Regions from separate parts of the Homo sapiens genome. Here region 1 is linked to region 2. Evidence: chromatin loops called from intact Hi-C (ENCODE). Cell type or tissue: K562. All regions are shown on one strand. Each heading gives the region's core, and the rest is flanking DNA. Links, peaks and the distances in the headings are about the cores only. Region 1 overlaps ZNF786 (zinc finger protein 786). Region 2 holds the start of LOC124901766 (a long non-coding RNA gene).

Region 1 (12,409 bases), core at 7,410-12,409, 500 kb before region 2:
TAGAAAGCGCATGAGAACACTTTTTTTTTTTTTTTTTTTTTTTTTTTTGAGACCGAGTCTTGCTCTGTCGCCCAGGCTGTAGTGCGGTGGCGCGATCTCCGCTCACTGCAACCTCTGCCTCCTAGGTTCAAGCAATTCTCCTGCCTCAGCCTTTCCAGTAGCTGGAATTACAGGTGCACGCCACCACACCCGGCTAATTTTTGTATTTTTAGTAGAGGTGGGGTTTCACCACGTTGGTCAGGCTGATCTCGAACTCCTGACCTCGTGATCTGCCCGCCTCAGCCTCCCAAAGTGCTGGGATTACAGGCATGACCCACTGCGCCTGGCTGAATACTGTAATTTATAAGGGAAACAAACTATATGTCCCATCAGTGGGGTATATCTTCTACTCATGGAATATAGTGCGACTTTACCAAAAAAATGAATTTGCCTCAATATATATTATTGACCTGGAAAGAAGTCTGTGACATATTAAGTGAATGAAGTTACAAAGTGACTTGTTCCCATTTTGTAAAGAAAAAAATTCCATACTCTACATGTGTATATATACTTTGAACAAGCATAATGAAACGTGGAGCGGGGGATGTAGTGGTTAACAGCAGAACGATGTAATTGGAGTAGAGGAAGGAGTAGTTCTCCAGGAAGAAGCTGCTGAACAACCAAAAACATTTGTCCACTGCAGAAGTCTTTTAAATTAACAAGGAGAAGGAGCTGGAGTCATTTTGAAGCAACCATGAATGCATATGTCTTATGTCTACAATTTCAGCTACCTCTGACTTTTGAGGATGTTGCTATTTATTTCTCCGAGCAAGAATGGCAGGATCTAGAGGCATGGCAGAAGGAACTTTACAAGCATGTGATGAGAAGCAATTATGAGACTCTCGTCTCTCTAGGTAAGACCTGTTCACCTTTGTGGGTAGGTCATGGAACTGGATCCTGTAAGGGGTCACAGTCACTTGATGCTCCTGTTTCTCAGGTAGCAAGATTTCTCAGAAATTAACTCAGAAGGGTATTTTTACCCTGCAATCTATTGTTAATACTTTTGTCAACATTGTTAATCTTTACTCAAGGGTAGACATTGTTACATGAGAATATTTGAACAATGTAAGGTGGTCCGGGTGACTAAATATTATTTATGAGGGGCCTTTAGTCATGACTATCAGGATGCCATGATTGTCCACATAGGAGCACACCTAGCGCACATTCATGAAGTGCTCTGTATATCTTTAACCTAGGATGTCCCCACCTCACAGCTTTTACAGTGGGGTCTAAATACTTCAGAAAAGCTATTTTGGAAGGGTGTACAATGAAGTGTTTGTTTTTTTGAGACATAGTCTCACTCTGTCGCCCAGGCTGGAGTCTTGGCTGACTGTAACCTCTGCCTTCCGGGTTCAAGCAGTTCTCCTGCCTCAGCCTACCGAGTAACTGGGACTACAGGTGCGTGCTGCCATGCCCGGCTAATTTTTGTATTTTTAGTAGAGACAGGGTTTCACCATGTTGGACAGGATGGTCTTAATCTCCTGACCTCGTGATCCACCCACCTCGGCCTCCCAAAGTGCTGGATTACAGGCGTGAGCCACTACGCCTGGCCTGAAGTGTTTTAAGAGTAGCTGTCTGCTGGGCGCGGTGGCTCACGCCTGTAATCCCAGGACTTTGGGAGGCCGAGGCAGGTGGATCACGAGGTCAAGAGATCAAGAACATCCTGGCCAACATGGTGAAACCCCGTCTCTACTAAAAATACAAAAATTAGCTGGGCGTGGTAGCGGGCGCCTGTAGTCCCAGCTACTCAGGAGACTGAGGCAGGAGAATCACTTGAACCTGGGAGGCGGGGGTTGCAGTGAGCTGAGATCACGCCACTGCACTCCAGCCTGGCAACAGAGTGAGACTCCGTTCCAAAAAGGAAAAAAAAAAAAAAAAAAAGAGTAGCTGTCTCTGCCTGGGTATGGTATTGGATGTCCTTTTTGCTTATTTGGTTTTTATATTTCATTTATCAAATATCATTTTTAAAAAATCAGTCTGTTCAGAGAAGCATCAAGTGAAAGATCGAAGTCTCCTGTTTCATTCTTTTTTTTTTTGAGACGGAGTCTGGCTCCGTCGCCCAGGCTGGAGTGCAGCGGCGGGATCTCAGCTCACTGCAAGCTCCGCCTTACGGGTTCACGTCATTCTCCTGCCTCAGCCTCCCGAGTAGCTGGGACTACAGGCGCCCACCACTGCACCCGGCTAATTTTTTTGTATTTTTAGTAGAGACAGGGTTTCACCGTGTTAGCCAGGATGGTCTCGATTTCCTGACCTCGTGATCCGCCCTCCTCAGCCTCCCGAAGTGCTGGGATTACAGGCGTGAGCCACCACGCCCAGCCCGTTTCATTCTTATCTCCACATTCAGTTAACCACGTGAGGGCAACCACTTTTAACCATTTTTGTTTTAGTTTTTAAAGTGGCTTCCTCCAATCTAAATACGCTTCCAATAACTTGATTTATCGAGTTTAGACAGAATTAATTACTATGAAAAATTAGGCATTAGTTCACTTATACAATCCCTCTTCTATCATCTTCTCCCCAGTTTTTGATAGTTTTTGTGCCTCTGTTGGTCAGCTTTATAATTTAAAATAATATGTTTAAGATTCTAGATTGTATTCCATCATTTTCATCTGACTCATTCAGTATATAAAGATAATTAGTTCTCTAGTATTTCTCTTCATCTCTTCTGCCAGTTGACAACAGCCATACCACTTCCTTTATATTGCAAAGTTTCTAATATTTATATTCTGTTCTGTTACCATAGTTAACTTTTTTTTTTTTGAGACGGAGTTTCACTCTTGTTGCCCAGGCTGGAGTGCAATGGCACCATGTCGGCTCACCGCAGCCTCCGCCTCCTGGGTTCAAGCAATTCTCCTGCCTCAGCCTCCTGAGTAGCTGAGATTACAGGCATGCGCCACCACGCCCTGCTAATTTTATATTTTTAGTAGAGACGGGGTTTCTCCATGTTGGTCAGGCTGGTCTCAAACTCCCGACCTCAGGTGATTCACCCACCTTGGTCTCCCAAAGTGCTGGGATTACAGGCATGAGCCACCGTGCCTGGCCTACCATAGTTAACTTTTGCAGGCTGTATGTATGGATTGTTTCTAAAACATATAACTGAAAACATTACATTATTTTCATTGTTACTGAAGAATCAGTTACAGTAAATGAATCTATAGAGGCAAAAATATAATTCTATGCCATTAACCCTGTGCCAGCCTAATAAGAATGTTCCAAGCATCAAGATCAAATGGATTCTCTTTTTTTCATTCTTATCAGTTGTTCAAAATTATGCTACATTTTGGCCAGGTGTGGTGGCTCACGCCTGTAATCCCAGCACTTTTGGAGGCTGAGGTGGGTGGATCACTTGAGGTCAGAAGTTTGACACCAGCCTGGCCGACATGGTGAAACCCCATCTCTACTAAAAATACAAAAATTAGCTGGGTGTGGTTGTGCATGCCTGTAATCCCAGCTACTTGGGAGGCTGAGGGAGGAGAATCACTTGAACCCAGGAGGCGGAGGCTACAGTGAGCCGAGATCACGCCATTGCACTCCAACCTGGGCAACAGTGAGACTTCATCTCAAAAAAAAAAAAAAAGACAAAATTATGCTACATTTTAATTTGTTTCGCTGTTGGGCCACAACTGTTTCTCATGCTTTCATCATATCCTTGTGATTATCCATCATCGTCATCATGTTGCCCAGGCTGGTCTCGAATTCTTGAGGTCAAGTGATCCACCTGCCTTGGCCTCCCCAAGTTCTGGGATTACAGTCGTGAGCCACTGTGGCCGGCTAGGAGAACACCCATCTTCTTTTATTTATTTATTTATTTATTTTTGAGAAGGAGTCTCCCTCTGTCGCCCAGGCTGGAGTGCTGTGGCGCAATCTCAGCTCACTGCAAGCTCCGCCTCCCGGGTTCACACCATTCTCCTGCCTCAGCCTCCCGAGTAGCTGGGACTACAGGCGCCCGCCACCACGCCTGGCTAATTGTTTTGTATTTTTAGTAGAGACGGGGTTTCACCGTGTTTGCCAGGATGGTCTCGATCTGCTGACCTCATGATCCACCCGCCTTGGCCTCCCAAAGTGCTGGGATTACAGGCGTGAGTCACCACGCCTGGCCACCCATCTTCTTAATCTAATAGTCAGTTACATGGATCTTTCTGCCTTCTGTCAATTCTCTCCCCAAATGAATCTATAGATTCAAAGCAAGTCCAGTCAGAATCCCAATAGAGCTTTCTGCGGAATTTGATAAGCTGATCCTAAAGAACATGGGAGAACCAAGACAAGAATAATGAAGACAGTCTTATGGAACAAGATGGAACGTGACTGATTGTCTTATCAGATAGCAAGACTTATTATGTGGTACTATGTTAGAGATAGTAAAACATCTGATAGCATCGTGTGTTGTCAAGATGTGAAGCAAAGTGAACATTCCTACTCTATTGTCAATCAGCATAGCCACTTTGGAGAGCAATTTGGTAACATACAGTAAAGTTGAAGACATGCTTATCCTGTGATACAGCAATTCACTTCAAGAACTGTCAATGCTTATGTGTGTATTCATAGAGGCATGCCAGGGAGCAGAAGAAAAAGACAGACTGTGATATATTCATATAATCAAGACTATCAAACAAATGAAGCCAAGTGTTCCAAAATGGAGAAATTTTCAAAATATAATTTGAGGAGAGAAGAGCAAGTTGCAGTACAATGTGGTATGGTCTATGTAGTTTTTTTTTTTTTTTTTTTCAAGATGGAGTCTCTCTCTCTTGCCCAGGCTGGAGTGCAGTGGCGCGATCTCGGCTCACCACAACCTCCACCTCCCAGGTTCAAGCAAGTCTCCTGCCTTAGCCTCCCGAGTAGCTGGGACTATAGGCACACACCACCACACCCAGCTAACTTTTGTATTAGATGAGCTTTCACCATATTGGCCAGGCTGGTCTCGAACTCCTGACCTCGTCATCCTCCCGCCTCGGCCTCCCAAAGTGCTGGGATTACAGGCGTGAGCCACTGCGCCCGGCCTGGTCTGTGTAAAGTTTAAAACCAGCAATATAGGCCGGGCACGGTGGCTCATGCCTGTAATCCCAGCACTTTGGGAGGCCGAGGCAGCCGGATCACCTGAGGTCGGGAGATCGAGACCAGCCTGACCAACATGGAGAAACCCTGTCTCTACTAAAAATACAAAAATTAGCCAGGTATGGTGGCGCATGCCTGTAATCCCAGCTACTCGGGAGACTGAGGCAGGAGAATCGCTTAAACCTGGGAGGCGGAGGCTGCGGTGAGCTGAGATCGCGCCATTGTACTCCAGCCTGGGCAACAAGAGTGAAACTTTGTCAAAAAAAACAAAACAAAAACCCAGCAACATTTTATTTATACATATATATTTTAAAATAAGAACATGCATAGGAATAATGTACACCAGATTCAGGGTAGTGCTTATGTCTGGAGAGGGATATACAGGGGCTTAAACTGTGTAATGTCTCATATCTTCAAAAAACCTGAAGTAGACTGGGCATGGTGGCTCATCCCTATAATCCCAGCACTTTCGGAGGCTGAGGTAGGAGGATATCTTGGGCTGAGAAGTTTGAGACCAGCCTGGACAAACTAGGGAGACCCTCTCTCTACAAAAAATTTAAAAATTAGCTGAGCATGGTGGCTCCCGCCTGTAGTCCCAGCTGTCAGGAGGCTGAGGTGGGAGGATTACTTGAGCCCAGGAGGTTGAGGCTGCAATGAGCTATGATTGCACCACTGCACTTCAGCCTGGGAGACACAGTGAGACTCTATCAAAAAAAAAAAAAAAAAAAAAAAAAAAACCTGAAGTGTGTCAGCACAGTAGGATTTGACAAAGTTAGATGGCATCCAGGTTTTTGTATATTTTTCTCCTTCTCCATGTGCCAGAAATATTTCTAATAAGTTAAACCACTGGCCAGGTGCGGTGGCTCATGCCTGTAATCGCAGCACTTTGAGACTCCAGGGTGGGGTAAGACTACTTGAGTCCAGGAGTTTGAGGTTAGCCTGGGCAACATAGTGAGACCCCATTTCAGAAACTAATAAAAAAAATTAGCCAGTGTGGTAGCTCTTGCCTGTAGTCCCAGCTACTCAGGAGGCTGAGGTGGGCAGATCACTGGAGCCCAGGAGGTTGAGGCTGCAGTAAGCTGTGATCATGCCACTGCATTCCAGCCTGAGAGACAGAGTGAGACCCTATCTAAAACAATAGTAATAATAACTTAAAGCATTATTTTAAAAACTCCTTTTTGACCGCATTTTTGCCATAACCAACTTGCTTTAAAATTGGACCCTATGATCTGGCTGTTAATAAATCACTATTAAGAATATTGAAGGCTGGGCGCAGTGGTTTATGCCTGTAATCCCAGCACTTTGGGAGGCCAAGGCAGGCAGACTGCTTGAGCACAGGAATTTGAAACCAGCCTGGGCAACACGGTGAAACCCGTCTCCACTAAAAATGCGAAAATTAGCTTGGCCTGGTGGTGCGTGCCTGTAGTCCCAGGCTGAGGTTGAAGAATTACCTGAGCCCAGGAAGCCGAGGCTACAGTGAGCCATGATTGCACCACTGCACTCCAGCCTTGGCAACTGGAGTGAGAACCCATCTCAAAAAATAAATAATTAATTTTAAAAATATATATATATATATAGCATTAGCCATTTTGTTTTTGGACAAAATACAGCATTGCTAAATGTGTGGGGAACATGACAAAATTAAAACAACATACCTGATCTAACATGCCCAGACAGACTAGGAGGCATTGTTAGGATGTGTAGGCGGTTTTTTCATCTTTGTGTAAACCTGTTTTTTTTTTTTTGACATGTTGTTCTCATACTTTGTCCCAGGAGTGAATGTTGAGAAATTTAGAAACTTAGTGTGCTTTAAATTCAGGAAGCCAAACTACCCTGTCTGACTTCTCTGTGCAGATGATGGACTTCCAAAACCAGAACTAATATCCTGGATTGAACACGGGGGAGAGCCCTTCAGGAAATGGAGAGAATCACAGAAATCAGGAAACATAATTTGCTCCTCTGTTGATATGCATTTTGATCCAGGTTTTGAGGAACAGCTGTTTTGGGGTGAGTATTAAGAAATCAGGGCCCCGACCTTGAGACATCATGTTCAGATTTGTTTCTCTTCTCTGATCTTGTCATCCTGTTTGGGCAAGCTGAGGTTTGAAGACTCTTATCTTCTAGATAAAGGCAGTAAAGCATAATGGTTAGGAATGTGGGTTCTAGAGTCTGTGTCTGGATCTTGCTTTTTCTTGGTGACCTTGGGCAAGTTATTGAACCTTTTGGTATTTCAATGCCTGATCTATAAAATGAAAGTACCCATGTTAACAGGATTGAATTGGTTAATATATATAGTGTTAGGCCAGGCATGGTGGCTCAGGCCTGTAATCCCAGCACTTTGGGTGGCCGAGGCGGGCAGATCACTTGAGGTCAGAAGTTCCAGACCAGCCTGGCCAACATGGTGAAACCCTTACTCTACTAAAAATACAAAAAAATTAGCCGGGCATGGTGGCAGGTGCCTGTAATCCCAGCTACTCAGGAGGCTGAGGGAGAAGAATTGCTTGAACCTGGGAGGCAGAGCTTGCAGTGAATGAGCTGAGATTATGCAACTGCACTCCAGCCTGGGCGATGGAGCAAGTCTCAGTCTCAAAAAAAAAACTATATATATATACATATATATATATATATATATATATATATATATACACACACACACACACACACACACGCACACATATACACACACACGTGTATATACATATGTATATAAATGTATACATAAATATATGTGTATATATGTATACATATATATGTGTATATATATTGAGAGACAGTTTATATAGTAAGAACTCAGTAGAAACTGGTTATCCAGTTTGTTTGGTTTTTAAGACACAGGATCTTGCTCTGTCACCCAGGCTGGAGCACAGTAGCATGATCATAGCTCACTGCAGTCTTGAACTCCTGGCTTCCAGCAGTCCTGGCCTCAAGCAGTCCTCCCACCTCAGCCTCCCAAAGTGTTGGGATTATAGGTGTGAGCCACCATGCCTGGCCCATGGTTATCCAGATCTTCATGACTAACGTGGCTTCCTTCCTAACTAGAGACTGTTGTCTACTTGAATACTTCAACCTGAGCTCCTCTCTTTCATTTCTTGTCATGAGGAGAGAGTCTGAGATTTTTGGATTCTTAAAGTACAGAATGAAAAAGTCAAACAGGAGCATCATTTCAAGAAATCTTGTCAAATAGTTTTTGTTTTTAGGTGCTTCTTTCGAAAGTGAAGGTTTTTCCCCCACAAATTACTTAACTTTCTACCATCTATTAATTATTCCAAGAAACCTTCTTGAAACATTGGCAGAAATGGGGGCAGGGAGGGAGGAATAGGCCCAAGCCTTGCTGCCAGGTCTTAGAGACAGGATGGCTCAAGGATCACGTATAACTGTGGTATTGGTCAGGGCTCCAGCTCGGGACTCCAGGTGTGTCTGTACATCAGAATGCGATACACTGGCTTTCCTGAAGTCATGAGAACAGCCAACACTTAAACAGAGTACATGCACTATGCCAGGCACCATGCTAAGCACCTCATGCACATTAGCTCATTTAATTCTCACAGTAATCTTATGTACTTTTGTTTCCATGTTTTTACAGAAGGAGCTGAAGTCAAAAGAGATTAGCTTGACAAAGGTTACACAGTGGACAGATAGGATTCAAAACTAGGCAGACTGATTCCAGAGCTTACACTCTATATTTGCGACCTATATTTTCCTTTTTTCAATATTATCCAAAGATATGTCTGTTCAGTTTAGTTTCAGCAGACTCACCAAACTCACGGCCATGAGACAGATCACACTGCATGGTTGGGTAGCTCAGTGGAAGCTGGGTTCCCAGGCCACCACAAGGCACTCTTGTGGGTCACTTGACTGTGAGAATCGCTAGTAGTGCTGCAGACAGGAATACCGACTGAATTTTTGTTTTCAATTGCAGGAAGCCAGCAGGCTATGAATTCAGGAAAAACTAAAAGCCATTTCCAATTAGATCCTGAAAGCCAGTGTTCCTTTGGATCCTTTGTTTCCTTCAGGCCTGACCAAGGCATCACCCTCGGGAGCCCACAGAGACACGACGCCAGGGCTCCTCCACCACTAGCCTGCGGCCCCAGTGAATCTACCCTAAAAGAAGGAATCCCAGGTCCCAGAAATCTGGATCTTCCTGGTTTGTGGGACGTCCCCGCCTGGGAGAGCACCCAGCACCCTTGGCCTGTCTGCGGGGAAAGCTGTTGGGAGAACAACCATTTAGTAATGCACCAGAGAGGCCACTCAAAGGACCGGACACGTAGGGCCTGGGAGAAATTCAACAAGAGGGCGGAGACGCAGATGCCGTGGAGCAGCCCTCGGGTACAGAGGCACTTCCGGTGTGGCGTGTGCGGTAAGAGCTTCCGCCGGAAGCTGTGTCTGCTGCGCCATCTGGCGGCCCACACGGGGAGGGGCCCCTTCCGGAACGCTGACGGTGAAATGTGCTTCCGACACGAGCTGACCCATCCCAGCCACCGCCTCCCGCAGCAGGGGGAGAAGCCTGCCCAGTGCACCCCATGCGGCAAGCGCTCCCTCCCAGTGGACAGCACGCAGGCTCGCCGGTGCCAGCACAGCCGGGAGGGGCCGGCCTCTTGGAGAGAAGGCCGCGGGGCCTCCAGCAGTGTGCACTCGGGACAGAAACCAGGCTCGCGCCTGCCCCAGGAGGGGAACAGCCACCAGGAAGGGGACACGGAGGCGCTGCAGCATGGCGCAGAGGGGCCCTGCTCCTGCTCGGAGTGTGGCGAGCGCTCCCCTATGAGCGCCAGGCTCGCCAGCCCCTGCAGGGCGCATACTGGAGAAAAGCCCTTCCAGTGTGCGCATTGCACCAAGCGCTTCCGCCTGCGCCGCCTGCTGCAGGTCCACCAGCACGCGCACGGTGGGGAGAGACCGTTCTCCTGCAGGAAGTGTGGCAAGGGCTTCGCCAAGCAGTGTAAACTCACGGAGCACATTCGAGTCCACAGCGGAGAGAAGCCTTTCCGGTGTGCCAAGTGTGGCAGGAACTTCCGTCAGAGGGGACAGCTGCTGCGGCACCAGCGGCTGCACACGGACGAGAAGCCCTTTCAGTGCCCAGAGTGTGGGCTGAGCTTCCGCCTGGAGAGCATGCTGAGAGCCCACCGGCTCCGGCACGGTGGGGAGAGGCCGTTCTCCTGTAGCGAGTGTGGCAGAGGCTTCACCCACCAGTGCAAGCTCCGTGAGCACCTGAGAGTGCACAGCGGGGAGAGGCCCTTCCAGTGCCTGAAGTGCGACAAGCGCTTCCGCCTGAAGGGCATCCTGAAGGCCCACCAGCACACGCACAGCAAGGAGAGGCCGTTCTCGTGCGGGGAGTGTGGCAAGGGCTTCACCAGACAATCCAAGCTCACGGAGCACTTGCGCGTGCACAGCGGGGAGAGACCCTTCCAGTGCCCAGAGTGCAACAGGAGCTTCCGCCTGAAGGGGCAGCTGCTCAGCCATCAGCGCCTGCACACGGGAGAGAGGCCCTTCCAGTGTCCGGAGTGCGACAAGCGCTATCGCGTGAAGGCCGACATGAAGGCCCACCAGCTGCTGCACAGCGGGGAGATGCCTTTCTCCTGTGAGTGCGGCAAGGGCTTTGTGAAACACTCAAAGCTCATCGAGCACATCAGAACGCACACGGGAGAGAAGCCTTTTCAGTGTCCCAAGTGTGACAAGAGTTTCCGCCTGAAGGCGCAGCTGCTCAGCCATCAGGGCCTGCACACAGGGGAGAGGCCTTTTCACTGCCCTGAGTGTGACAAGAACTTCCGGGAAAGGGGACACATGCTGAGGCACCAGCGCATCCACAGGCCCGAGAGGCCCTTTGCCTGTGGCGATTGTGGGAAGGGCTTCATTTACAAGTCTAAGCTTGCGGAGCACATCAGAGTACACACAAAATCCTGTCCTGCTCCAAATGAACTGGACATTAAGAAAAGGCTCAGCCAACTGTTTGCAATGATAGAGGCCGATTGGAGTTGAGGCAGAGTGGGACATCCAAAGCGTTGAGCAGGATTGGTATTGCCCAGGAATCCACAGCAACAGTAGCCAGACCCGCTGGTAGACGGGTTTTAGGAGCAGGTATCCTTCTTTGAGCAAGAGTGTCATGCAAGTTAGGAATATGAAGAACCACAAAGGATTTTCTCTTCAGAAGCATCACCAATTATATTTCTTTCTTTTTTTTTTTTTTTTCCAAGATGGAGTTTTGCTCTGTCACCCAGGCTGGAGTGCAGTGGCGTGATCCCAGCTATATTGGAAAAGACAGCATTATAAAACAAGGACATAATTTTATGAAAAAGGAGGCATCTGCAAACGAAAACAATTTCTACGAGGTTATATGTGATTGTTAACATTTTTAAGAAAAGGTGCACACAGAAATCCAGATAAGATGTGATTACCTTTGTGCATTTGTATAAAAATATATGTGTGTAATTATAAGGAAGTTCTGACATTTTAAAAAGTAATTGTTATAAAAGTAAATTTAGGCCAGGCACAGTGGTTCATGCCTGTAATCCCAGCACTTGGGAGGCCGTGGCAGGAGGATCACGAGCCAAGGAGTTTGAGACCAGCTTGGGCAACATGGCAAAACCCTGTCTCTACTAAAAATACAAAAATTAGCCAGGCATGGTGGTACACACCAGTAGTCCCAGCTACTCCTGAAGCTGAGGTGGGAGGATCGCCTGAGCCCAGGGAGGTCAAGGCTGCAGTGAGCAATGATGGTGCCACTGCACTCCAGTATGGATGACATAGTATGACACTGTCTCAAAAAAAAAAAAAAAAAAATTTGGGCCAGGGGTGGTGGCTCACGCCTGTAATCCCAGCACTTTGGGAGGCTGAGGCGGGTGGATCACAAGGTCAGGAGATCGAGACCATCCTGGCAAACACAGTGAAACCCTGTCTCTACTAAAAATACAAAAAAAAAAAAAAAATTAGCCGGGTGTGGTGGCAGGCACCTGTAGTCCCAGGAGGCTGAGGCAGGAGAATGGTGTGAGCCCAGGAGGCGGAGCTTGCAGTGAGCCAAGATCAAGCCACTGCACTCCAGCCTGGGTGACAGAGCGAGACTCCGTCTCAAAAAAAAAAAAAAAACAAATTTAGTATCTCCCAAAGGAAGCTTGGCAAGTCCTTTTCATTCTCTTTAGAATTTATAGAATATAGCCTGGCGTGGTGGCTCATACCTATAATCCCATTACTTTGGGAGGTCAAGGCAGGAGGATCACTTGAGGTCAGGAGTTCAAGACCAGACTGGCCAACATGGTGAAACACCATCTCTACCAAAAAGTACAAAAATTAGCCGGGCATGGTGGCATGCACCTGTAGTCTTGGCTACGCC
Region 2 (12,632 bases), core at 4,309-9,308:
ATCTAGACCATCCTAGCTAACGTGGTGAAACCCCGTCTCTACTAAAAATACAAAAAATTAGCCGGGCGTGGTGGCAGGCGCCTGTAGTCCCAGCTACTCGGGAGGCTGAGGCAGGAGAATGGCGTGAACCCGGGAGGCAGAGGTTGCAGTGAGCCGAGATCGTGCTACGGCACTCCATCCAGCCTGGGCGACAGAGTGAGACTCCATCTCAAAATAAAATAAAACAAAACTAATTTTCAAATGCTTCCCTTTGAAGTACAGAGGACCAAAGTGGATGAGCCCTGCTGACCTTGAACACAAGAGGCAGCATGCCAGGACCTTGCGTGAAGAGGCCTTTCTCACAGGGTGAAAAGCGCGCTTACCAGCCTGAGCCCTAGCGGCTCCAGCAAGATGAACTTGGTACTGTGGAGAGAAGAGTGATGGAGAAGGAAAGAGGAAGGGAGATAAGGCCTCAGGGACTTCCAGGTACCTATCCCAGGAAGACAGGCTGTCCATATGCTCGAAATATTCCTAGCACGACCTGTAACGATTGTATTTTGTACCATTCTCCAGTTAGGTTAGTGACTGTGTATGTTCCATGTGTGACTGTATACTCTTTCAGGTGGTATGAGGCATCATGGCAGAATGACGTGTGTAGGTTTTATTCCTCTTCATTAAAACAGTGATTCATCAGGTTATGGGTGCACCAAAATCTCACAGATCACCACTAAAGAACTTAATCATGTAACCAAGCACCACCTGCTCCCCAATAATCTTTGGAAATAAAAGATTAAAAAATAAATTAAAAAAATTAAAAACCAAAATTCATGTCTAAAAAAAAAAAACACACACACACAGTAATTAAAAATGGTGGTCAGGCTGGGTGTGGTGGCTCATGCCTGTAATCCCAGCACTTTGGGAGGCTGAGGCAGGCAGATCACGAGGTCAAGAGCTCGAGATCATCCTGGCCAACATGGTGAAACCCCATCTCTACTAAAATACAAAAAAAAAAATTAGCTGGGCGTGGTGGCGGGCACCTGTAGTCCCAGCTACTCAGGAGGCTGAGGCAGGAGAATTGCTTGAACGCGGGAGGCAGAGGTTGCAGTGAACCAAGATCACACCACTGCACTCCCGCCTGGCAACAGAGTGAGGCTCCATCTCAAAAAAAAGGTGGTCAATGAGATGAAGAAAAAGATAAAAAAGCAAGGGGGTGGAATAGGGACTGATGAAGGCGTGCATTTTCTACCAGTATACACCAGACTGCATTTCAGGAGGTTACACAATAAGGTTTTATCCACAAGATGAAGTGAAACCCAGGGACTTTAAAATGTCCACATTTATTTTAACACATAGGTCATTTAGGGGAAAGGAATTGAGTTTCAAGAAATTGAAACTTACGGGATTGCTTAAAACCTTGTTGATGGAAATAGAGCTAGAAAAACTCCATTGACCTGTCAAATCAATGATGGCCATTCAGTGGGTTTCATCTCAATAGTTTCTGGGGAGCATTTTGTTAAACATCCTGAGGAGCGGTGCCCCCAGTGGTCTGGAAATTCTTTGATTCTGAATTTTCAATCAATTAACCTCCTTAAAATCATTTCCCCAGGAAGATATTTTTTAAAAAGTAGAGAGATGATGTGATGTTTAAAACTGAGTGTCAACTTGATTGGATTGAGGGATACAAAGTATTGATCCTGGGTGTGTCTGTGTGGGTGTTGCCAGAGGAGGTTAACATTGGAGTCAGGGGGCTGGGAAAGGCAGCCCTTAATCTGGTGGCATAATCTAATCAGTTTCCAGAGAATATAAAGCAGGCAGAAAAACGTGAAAAGGAGAGACTGGCCTAGCTTCTCAGCCCACGTCTTTCTCCCGTGCTGATGCTTCCTGCCCTCGAACATCAGACTCCAAGTTCTTCAGTTTTGGGACTCAGACTGTCTCTCGTTGCTCCTCAGCTTGCAGACAGCCTATTGTGGGACCTTGTGATCATGTAAGTTAATACTTAATAAACTCCTATATATATATAATATATATGTATATCTCCTATTATATCCTATTAGTTCTGTCCTTTTAAGAGAATCCTAATACAGATGATGAAGAAATAATTCACATTTTAAGGTGTGTTTATTTGTTATGATTTTATCTTATTTTAATTTATTTTTAGAGATGGGATCTCACTGTATCACTCATGCTGGAGTGCAGTGGCACAATCATAGCTCACTGCAGCCTTCAAACTCCTGGGCTCCAGCAATCTTCACGCCTCAGCCTCCCGGGTAGCTAGGGCTACAGGCACGTGTCACCATACTTGGCTAAATTTTTGGCAGTTTTAATGGTTTTATTTAAGCATAAATAAAATATGCACATGAGCTGTGTATTCATTTTCTTTGCTGCGCAGCCTGGCATTGGGGTTGGTGACTCTGAGGGCAGCTGGGCTGCCCTTTCCATATGGCTTTGTGGTTCTTGGAGGAAACACTGTGAGCGATCTCCGCACAGGGAGATTTGCTGCACGTCAGTGGCACTTCCAGCTCCTTGACATTGTGGACCAGGAACTTCCAGAAGCCACTGGGCGGCATGTGCTTTGTTTTTTTGTTCCCATAACCAGTGTTGGGCATCAATATCTGGCCCTTGAATGTTCTCCAAACCCTGTTGCCAATACTGCTGGGTTTCCACCAGTTACACTTAATTTTGACACATCGATCTGACTGGTGCCAGATGAACTTCTTGGTCCTCTTTTTGACAATCTTGGGCTTCATGAGGGGTCTGAGGTCAGCCATCATGTCAAGTAGATGGTTGTCACCTCCGTAGGCGGCACCGAGGAAGAGAGACTGGCTAATTTTTTAATTTTTATTTTTGTAGAAGTTGGGGGGTCTCACTAGGTTGCCCAGGTTGGTCTTGAACTCCTGGCCTCAAGTGATCCTTCTACCTCACTCTCCCAAAGTGCTGGGAGTACAGGTGTGAGTCACTGCATTCAGTTTAGGTGTGTTTATATGGGTGTGGTAATAATCTGTAATCTTGAATTCTTTGAGTATTCTCTCGTATTTAGACAATCATTGCAACATTTAAGAAAACTTGATTTACTAAATTTACTATTATGACTTATAAAAATCACTTAAAAGAGTGCAGAATTTTTGCCTTCTGTGGCAGATGCTGTCATTGCTCTTGGATCCTTTTTCCAATTTCAGGCTTACTAGTGGCAGCAATTTTCTCTCTGACACCCAGCAAGTACCTGCATATGGAGGGTAGTTACTTCTGAGTGGGTCCCAGAGCAAGAGGGGGCTTAGCAGCAGGTCCAAGCTGTGGAACAAATGGCCCTGCTACTGGGGCCATATGGCTCAGCAGATCCCACGGTGCTAGAGGAATCCATGCTTGATAAAGATACCATCTCTAGCAAACCCCATTAAAAGCATGTCAATATAGACTCCAAAATTCTGAACAAGGCCATGCCACCTGGGGAGGAAAACTATACATCATTGGAAAAAGCTCTTCTTATGCTGTTGGGCACTGGTATTGTTTGGCTCTGTGTCCCCACCCAAATCTCACCTTGAATTGTGATCATCCATCCCCATATGTCATGGGAAGAACCTGGTGGGAGGTAATTGAATCACGGGGGTGGGTTTTTCCCAGGCTGTTCTTGTGATGGTGAATAAGCCTCATGAGATCTGATGGTTTCATAAAGGGGAGTTTCCCTGCACAAAATCTCTTGCCTGCCTCATTGAAGACGTCCCTTCGCTCTTCCATCATCTTCCGCCATGATTGTGAGGCCTCCCCAGCTATGTGGAACTGTGAGTCCATTAAATCTCTTTCCTTTATAAAGTACCCAGTCTCAGGTCTGTCTTTATCAGCAGCGTGAAAACGAACTAATACAGGCACGAAATATATTTTGACTATGGATATCAACCAACATATGACCAGAGTGCCTATCACGCGTTGGCTGCTATGGTGCTGCCATAAAGTGACATGAGCAAAGAGCGATCTAGGATAACGTAAAAGTGCTGCATCCAGGATGGAGCCTAAGCATGTCTGGGGCAAAAGTAAGTTACACAAAGAGGCGGTCCAGACCCCATGTCATTCAGTGCCCTTGCATCCATTCTTCTCCCAAGCTTCTGTCCATGGCCCTGTGGGGTGCTCCCTATGACCAACTGATGGAGGAAACAATCTGGGCCTGGTTTGTGGAAGGTTGGACTTCTACTGCAGGACTGCCTGACTCAGAAGTGGCCCTGAAGTTTATGGTGAGCGCAAACTCTCTCCACAGAGCTTCTCCTTCACGTGGAGAAAAGTGCCCCAGGTAAGGATGCGCTTGGCCTCCTGAGCAGTGGCTAAGGCTTGCCTGGTTTGTCAGGACCCTGGAAGAAGTGATCTGCAAAGGAGTTTGGGAAAGAGGCCTGCGGGTGGACCTAGGGGAGTCACCCAGTGTGTGAGACTTTTGGTATCTTCATCGAGGCCCAGCCAGGAACATCCACTTTAGAGGAGGCACTGGATAAGCAGATGGTCAGCACGACTCACCTTGATGTCAGCCAGCCGCCGTCCTCAGCCAGCCCAGTGTTCACACCATGGGCCCACCAGGGGAATAACTTTGGTGGGAGAGGTAGAGGTTGTGAATGTGCCTGACAGCATTGGATCACTAAGGCTAATTTGACTCCTGCTCTGCCTGTCAGTAGCAGACACTAATACTGGGCTCCATGACATGGTACAACCTCTTTCTTTTTTTTTTTTTTTTTTTTTCGAGATGGAGTCTCCCTTTGTTTCCCAGGCTGGAGTGCAGTGGCATGATCTCAGCTCACTGCAACCTCCGCCTTCTTGGTTCAAGCAATTCTGCCTCAGCCTCCCAAGTAGCTGGGATTACAGGTAACTGCCACCACACCCGGCTCATTTTTGTATTTTTAGTAGAAACGGGGTTTCACCATATCAGCCAGGCTGGTGTCAGATTCCTGACCTCATGTGATCTGCCCGCCTCAGCCTCCTAAAGTGTTGGGATTACAGGCGTGAGCCACCGCGCCTAGCCAACATGGTACAATCTCTTGAGACCACTTAGGCACTTGGCAGCAAGTCGATTATGTTAGAGACTTTCCACCCTAGAAATATGTGGCAGTGATTTCTTTGTGACCAGAATTGGTATAGCTTCCAGATACGGGTTTAAATTTTTTGCCACTACTATCTAAGGGCACACAAAATGCCCAATTTATTGACAGGAGATCTTGCAAAACGCTGCCTTGCATGATGGGGCTCACTTCATAGCTAAGTAGGTGCAACAGTGGACACATCACCAAGGGATCCACTGGCTACGCCCCTCTCATGTCACAAGTCTTTCTCAGACTGCTTTTCCCCCATCAGCCAGTCTTCGTCCTCCCATGCTCCTCACCCCCCAGCCAAGTCCATGTATATTCGTATCCTGTCCTTGGGGCACATTTCCCTCCATACCGAGCGAAAGTTCTGCACACTGGAAGGCTTTCCCCTCACCGCCCCTTCTCAAGGTCACTTTCAAGTTGGGTTCTAGCACAGTAGCCGTCCATTTTTAGCTAAACCATCCTTGAGCCAGGTCCAGCTCCTGACCTGGAAGAATATTGGAGTGTCCTTTTAAAAGCATATCTTAGAGGGGCTGGTTAGCTCAGTTGGTTAGAGAATTGTGCTAACAAAAGCGTATCTTTTTTTTTTTTTTTTGGAGACAGGGTCTCCCTCTGTCGTCCAGGCCTGAGTGCAGTGAGGCCATAGCTCACTGCAATTGCAAACTCCTGGGTTCAGGTGATCTTCTCGCCTCAGCCTCCTGAGAAGCTCGTACTACAGACACATGCCACTGCACCTGGTGAATTTTTATTTTTTTTTTAAAGTAGAGGCCAGGTACGGTGGCTCACTCCTGTAATCCCAGCACTTTGGGAGGCTGAGGCAGGTGGATTGCCTGAGGTCAGGAGTTCGAGACCAGGCTGGCCAACATGGTGAAACCCCATCTCTACTAAAAATACAAAAATAAGCCAGGCATGGTGACGGGCACCTGTTACCCCAGCTACTCGGGAGGCTGAGGCAGGAGAATTGCTTGAACCTGGGAGGTGGAGGTTGCAGTGAGCTGAGGTCATGCCACTGCACTCCAGACTGGGTGACAAGAGCAAAACTCCATCTCAAAAAAAAAAAAAATAGATAAATAAAATAGAGACAAGGTCTTGCTGTATTGCCCAGGCTGGTAAAAGCACATCTGAGCCCCCAGCTTGAGAGGACACCTCTGGGGTTGGCTTACTGTCCTTTAGGGAACAGTACATACCTTGGAACCAACCATCATCACATGTGCTCTGCCCCTGAGGGGTAGCACATGGACATCTGGGAACCAACGCCTAGAAGTAGGAGTGGCCCTTCTCACTATCACCTTCAGGGACCCACTTGGGAAATGCAGGCTTCCTATACTTGTAACTTTATGTCTGCTGGGTTGTTGAGGGTTTGCAGGGAGGACACTTTCAATAGGGAATACAATACAGTTTCCATAGTACCTAAAGCTGTAGGTGCCAACTGGTGGGGTCATTTGGTCTCCTCCTGGCAGTGGACAGCAGGCAATGAGGAAGTCAGTGCGCTGATAGGTGACAGGTTGTCATGAAGAGACAGGCTTACTGCTACATGATGGGGGCAGAGAGGTGCATGTTTAGAACCCACTAGGGCACCTCGGCTGGGCGCCATGGCTCACGCCTGTAATCCCAGAACTTTGGGAGGCTGAGGTGGGTGGATCACCTGAGGTCAGGAGTTTGAAACTAGCCTGCCCAACATGGTGAAACTCTGTCTTTACTAAAAATACAAAAATTAGCCGTGTATGGTGGTGGGTGCCTGTAGTCCCAGCTGCTCAGGAGGCTGAGGCAGAAGAATCTCTTGAACTCGGGAGGTGGAGGTTGCAGTGAGCCAAGATCGCGCCATTGCACTCCAGTCTGGGTGACAAGAGTGAAACTGCATCTCAGAAAACAAAACAAAAATACAACCCACATGCCACCTCTTAGACTGTTCTGCACTTATAACAGTGAATAGACAATTACAGCAACTACAGTGTGACCAGGGGGTGACAACTAGGGGTGCAGGCTCCTCAGAGATGACCCATCAGACAAATACTGGCCTAGAATGAGGGAAATTTAGAATGGAGAGTAGAGGAGAAAGGTGAAAATCAGTTACAGTCTGAGGACCAACCAGTAGAAACTTGTTCCACTCATCTTTCTCTTCAAAGCTTTTTCTTCTAGAAATTGTGACTAGCCCCTGTCGCAGAGGATTACCTTGACAGGCACAAATGGATCTGGCTGGTACAATGGGTGGGCAGTACTCTACCCATGTCCCCTGTGACCTTGAACCATTTTTGGGCACACTAGTTCCTGAGGGTTTTCTCTCCCAACAGTCAGGAGCCACATCTCTTTGTTGGAGGGCTGCCCTCCAGCGGCCAGAGCTGGAAATGCCTGAGAACGTATATTCCCTTGGGGCCGCCCTTGGCCAATAGTTGATGGCTACTGGGGTATAAATTCTCTGCTCTTTTGCTGCTAATTAGGACAGTTCTCAAGTGTGACCTATGTTGTCTCCAGAGCTCTCTCTGGGATTGAGTTGAAGGTACTCTATATGCGACTTTGACATTGTTACCCTTACTTGGCCTCCTCGCCTTCCTATCCCTAATTCTCCATTCCTTTACCATTTTTTCCTAATAAATTACTTTTACATGAATTATTACCATTATTATTATTATTTTGAGATGGAGTCCGGCTGTGTTGCCCAGGCTGGAGTGCAGTGGTGTGATCTCAGCTCACTGCAATCTCTGCCTTCCAGGTTCAAGTGATTCTCCAATCTCCACCTTCCAGCTTCAAGTGATTCTCCTGCCTCAGTATCCCGAGTAGCTGGGATTACACCAGGCCTGGCTAATTTTTGTATTTTTAATAGAGATGGGGTTTCACCATATTGGCCAGGCTCGTCTCAAACTCCTGACTTCAAGTGATCTGCCTGCCTTGGCCTCCCGAAGTGCTGGGATTATAGGTGTGAGCCACCGCGCCCAGCCCACTTTTACATGAATTCTTGTCTGGACACTTTCAATAGGGAATACAATATGGTTTCCACCATACCTAAAGCTGTCGATGCCAACTGGCCAGGTCATTTGGTCTCCTCCTGGCAGTGGACAGCAGGCAATGAGGGAGCCAGTATGCTGACAGGTGACAGGTTGTCATGAGAAGGCAGGCTTACTGCTACACAACGGGGGTAGATAACTTAAGCTAAGACATTTTCTTAGGTGTTTGAAGTGAGAGAACCAGATGTGTTAATTTTGTAATCAGAGTTTAAGTGTCTAAGGGAATTTAATTTTCTAAGTCATGTTAAACATTTAAAGATGATTTGGTCAGGTAAGAGTTCATCGAAATATTAATAAAGGGACAAAAAGAAGTGGCTGTTCTTTTTCATAAAAAATTAGTTAGGTTTATAAATAAAATAGCCAGATTTAAAAATAGAGCTTCAAGTTTTAAAATAAATTAGGTTTCTAATTCATAGCTAATACAGTTGACTTGAAGAAAATAAATATCTTTAGAAATTGCTTTTCAGGTTGGAGAGTCCTTTTTAAACAGCAGAAGCTCATTATATTTCAAAAAAATAAATATTGAATGAATAAATTCCAGGCTTAACTTTATGCTTATAAGTTTCTGTAGTTATATTCTTCATTGTAAGTGTGAATTATCAAAAATATCCAGCAAGGTATATAAAGTACTCAAGTCAATATCAAAATGTCAAGCCTGAACTAAAAATTAGAAGCACTCAAACCAAAATTGACAAATGGGATCTAATTAAACTAAAGAGCTTCTGCACAGCCAAAGAAACTATCATTAGAGTGAATAGGCAACCTACAGAATGGGAGAAAATGTTTGCAATCTACCCATCTGACAAAGGTCTAATATCCAGAATTTACTAGGAGCTTAAACATATTTACAAGAAAAAACGAACAACCCCATCAAAAAGTGGGCAAAGAATATGAACAGACACTTCTCAAAAGAAGACATTTCTGCAGTCAACAAACATATGAAAAAAAGCTCAACATCACTGATCATCAGAGAAATGCAAATCAAAACCACAATGAGATACCATCTCATGCCAGTCAGAATGGCGATTATTAAAAAGTCAGGAAACAACAGATGCTGGAGAGGATGTGGAGAAATAGGAACTCTTTTACACTGTTGGTGGGAATGTAAATTAGTTCAACCATTGTGGAAGACAGTATGGTGGTTCCTCAAGGATGTAGAACCAGAAATACCATTTGACCCAGCAATCCCATTACTGGGTATATACCCAAAGGAATATAAATCATTCTACTATAAAGACACATGCACACATATGTTTCTTGCAGCACTATTTACAATAGCAAAGACATGGAACCATATGGCACATATACACCATGGAATACTATGCAGCCATGAAAAGGAATGAGATCATGTCCTTTGCAGGTACATGGATGAAGCTGGAAGCCATCAACCTCAGCAAACTAACACAGGAACAGAAAACCAAACACCTCATGTTCTCACTCATAAGTGGGAGTTGAACATTGAGAACATATGGGCACAGAGAGGGGAACAACTTACACTAGGGCCTGTTGGGGGTGGGGGGTGATGGGAAGGAACTTAGAGGACAGGTCAATAGGTGCAGCAAACCACCATGGCACACGTATGCCTATGTAACAAACCTGCACCTTCTGCACATGTATCCCATTTTTTTTTAGAAGACATAAAGAAAAAAAAATTAGAAGCACTCATAAATTATCCCAGGTACTCATTTACCAAACTAGGCAACTAATTACAGTTATGCTCATCAATGCATATAAAATAAGTAGTTCAACATTAAAATGAATCTATAAAAAGGTGCATCAATAATCATAAATGCAAGATATCATTACATCGCATTCTGGTAATCATCTGAGATAACTACAATTTTAAAATCTGGAATTTCACCTTGAAAGGTGAGATAAATACAGTTGAATATATTTTCAGGTGTGTCTGTTCCTAAGTGCAATTTTCAGTTTTACTGAAGAAAATGAAGGCAGAATTCAGAAAATGAAATACAGCAGTATTCATTTTATTACGAAAACAGGTAGTGAAAATTTTATTGGCATTTTCCTAACTGTATAAAACTTAGTAAAACACTTCATGCTTTAAGAAACATTTCTGTTCTTGATAAAAATTTAGGGCTTGAATGCTTATCTTTGGTAAATTACTTTTACCTTCTGATTATGATAACAGATCTCTCACAGCTTAAAGCAGAATTCCTCTCTATTTACTTAGGTCTTTGATTTTACAACAAAGTGAGGGCTGAATATAAATATTCTTACACGTCCCCCTTTCTCTGGGGAAGCAAAGGAGAATGAATTATAGGGGAGAAATGTGGAAGTATAAATATAACTCTGTCTAAATTATTTGGCAGTTATGTTAGTCTGTATTTTAAAAACCTAAAAAAAGTAAACATTCAAGTTTGTTCCTCAGTACATGAATTTTGAAGCAAATTTATAGTTTTTTTTTCCACAGAGAACCACGCATGTCGTATCTGTTAAATTTTGTTATGTAGTTATTCAGAAATATTGGAAAAATAGACCAGGTAAGCAAGTATAGGCAATCCTAAATTCTAATTTATGTAATCACAATGTAATTATAAATATTGTTAGATTAGAAATATTTCAGAAACAGATTTTTCTCTTTCAGTTCAAAAATATTTCTATGAGCATATATTAACGGAATATGTCCTAATTGAATAAATATAGGTCCTACTTTAAGGAAGTTCATTCTTTCTCTCGCTCTCTCTGTCTCTCTCCGCATCTGAAAGGGAAAAGCTGGTCTGTGGTGGACGCAGCAGATTTTATAGGCAGGCTTGAGGAGGCAGTGTCTGATTTACATAGGGCCCCCAGATTGGTTCAACCAGGTGTGACATTTACATTGTGGCAGGGAAGGCTGGTTGCCCCACCCTCATCTTACTTTGCAGATGGACTTTCCACTCAGCCAGCGCCATCTTGTCTGCGCCATACTGTACACGTGGCTGGCACAAAGAGACGATGGAGCTGCCGTTTTGAACATGCCTAGTCCCAGGTAGCCTTTTCCATTGGCACAACTGCTGGCATTCACCTGTGCAAGCTTCCAGCTTGCTTGCCTATGTTTGCAGCTCGATTTTACAGGGTGCTCTTTGTTAGAAAAGTAAATGATTTGGGGGGCTGCTTTTTATTAAAAGGAAAACCTTAGCAAGGAATCCCGTATCCTCACTATCTGCCTAAGTAATTTCTTTTTAACTCCTGTATCAGAACTCATATGAATATGTGATTAATTCACTTTCAGATTTTTTTTGAGACAGTCTCGCTCTGTCACCCAGGCTGGAGTGCAGTGGCGTGATCTCAGCTCACTGCAACCTCTGCCTCCTGGGTTCAAGTGATTCTCCTGCCTCAGCCTCCAGAGTAGCTGGGGCTACAGGCGTACCCTACCACGCCTGGCTAATTTTTGTATTTTTTGTAGAGACGAGGTTTCACCGTGTTGGCCAGGCTGGTCTCGAAACCCTGGCCTCAAGCAATCCACCCTCCTCGGCCTCCTAAGGTGCTAGGATTACAGGAATGAGCCACCGCACCTGGCCCCAGAAATATTTTTCTGGTGTTTTGCAATGCCGGGGATGGTAGTTAAACTGGTCATGCCCTCCATACAGTGACTTAACTAGCTGGTGTACACACGTACAAGCAATGAAGACATCTTCCCAGCTGTTTTGATTTTGTGTTTGTTTTTATCTTTTAGTTTAACTTCACTTAGCAGTAATAAAGACATTCTTCTATGTTATATTTTAGAAGTTTTATAGTTTTTCTCTTCATCTTTAGGTCTTTATTTCCTTTTGAATTGATTTTGGTATGCAATCTATCTTTATATAGGGGTCCAGTTGCCCCAGGATTATCTATTGAAAAATCCTTCTTTTTTTCCTGTCTGCCGTTCCGCCTCTGTCCCTGATTGAAAACACCTTTATAAAATTATGACTGACACAGCGAAAGAGATCTAACATGACCAGCTCCATCTTGGTTCTAACCTTTAGGCTGTCCTCATTCCTTCCTGGGCATAGGCTGAACTAACTTTGGGAGAAACTTAGTTTATAGTTTAAAACAAAGATGATAACAGCCCTTTCCCAAAACAAACCTCCTTCTTGCCTGGGAACTAGACTGCCTTTGTAGGACTAACAAATTAGCCACAAGATTAGAACTTATGGTTTAGGAGTCATGCTGCTGGAGACTACAAGATTCTGACCCTCCCTAAACTGCTCCTAAGATCAGTGCTTGAGATATTTTGCAGACTCTACACTTGATGGGTCAGCTGGCACCACCCAGATTGATAAATTGGCCCATCTGATTTTGTGGGCCCCACCCAGGAACTGACTCAGTGCAAGAGGACAGCTTCAACTTCCCATGATTTCATCTCCTACCTAACCAATTAGCACTCCTGGCTCACTGGCTTCTGGCTTCCTCCCACCCACCAAGTTGTCCTTAAAAACTCTGCTCCCTGAATTCTCAGGGAGACTGATTTGAGTAATAACAAAACTCCGGTCTCCCACACAGCTGGCTCTGAGTGAATTACACTTCCTCTATTGCAATTCCCCTGTCTTGATAAGTTGGCTCTGTCTAGGCAGTGGGCGAGGTGAACCCATTGGGCAGTTACATTATCAAGTCTCTA

Evidence for each region. Hi-C counts contacts between places; a loop is a spot of excess contacts. Peaks named below come from ENCODE experiments on the same cell type or tissue, not always from the same donor. Only the 100,000 strongest peaks of a DNase experiment are listed, where the experiment ranks them.
Region 1: it touches region 2 in a loop (2.6-fold over the local background); 2 of 110 quality-filtered maps call a loop at or near these places.

Annotation. Positions count from the first base shown.
Region 1 is chr7:149,069,075-149,081,483 of GRCh38, reverse strand. It overlaps ZNF786 (zinc finger protein 786), which reads left to right. Exons shown (of 4, transcript NM_152411.4): 2 at 767-893; 3 at 6,946-7,098; 4 at 9,011-11,843. The coding sequence ends at 11,061. Among named protein-coding and RNA genes, the nearest start is that of ZNF786, 15 kb to the left of the region's middle. RefSeq lists an enhancer at 9,163-10,155. In K562, for the core only: a CTCF peak has its summit at 9,491 (motif pointing left); no DNase peak of the experiment used is centred there; H3K4me3 peaks cover 1,349 bases.
Region 2 is chr7:148,570,516-148,583,147 of GRCh38, reverse strand. LOC124901766 (a long non-coding RNA gene) reads left to right here and starts at 10,935. Exons shown (of 3, transcript XR_007060577.1): 1 at 10,935-11,024. It also overlaps the pseudogene RPL32P17. RefSeq lists enhancers at 7,217-7,511, 10,338-11,537. In K562, for the core only: a CTCF peak has its summit at 7,364 (motif pointing left); a DNase peak (open chromatin) is centred at 7,387; H3K27me3 peaks cover 772 bases.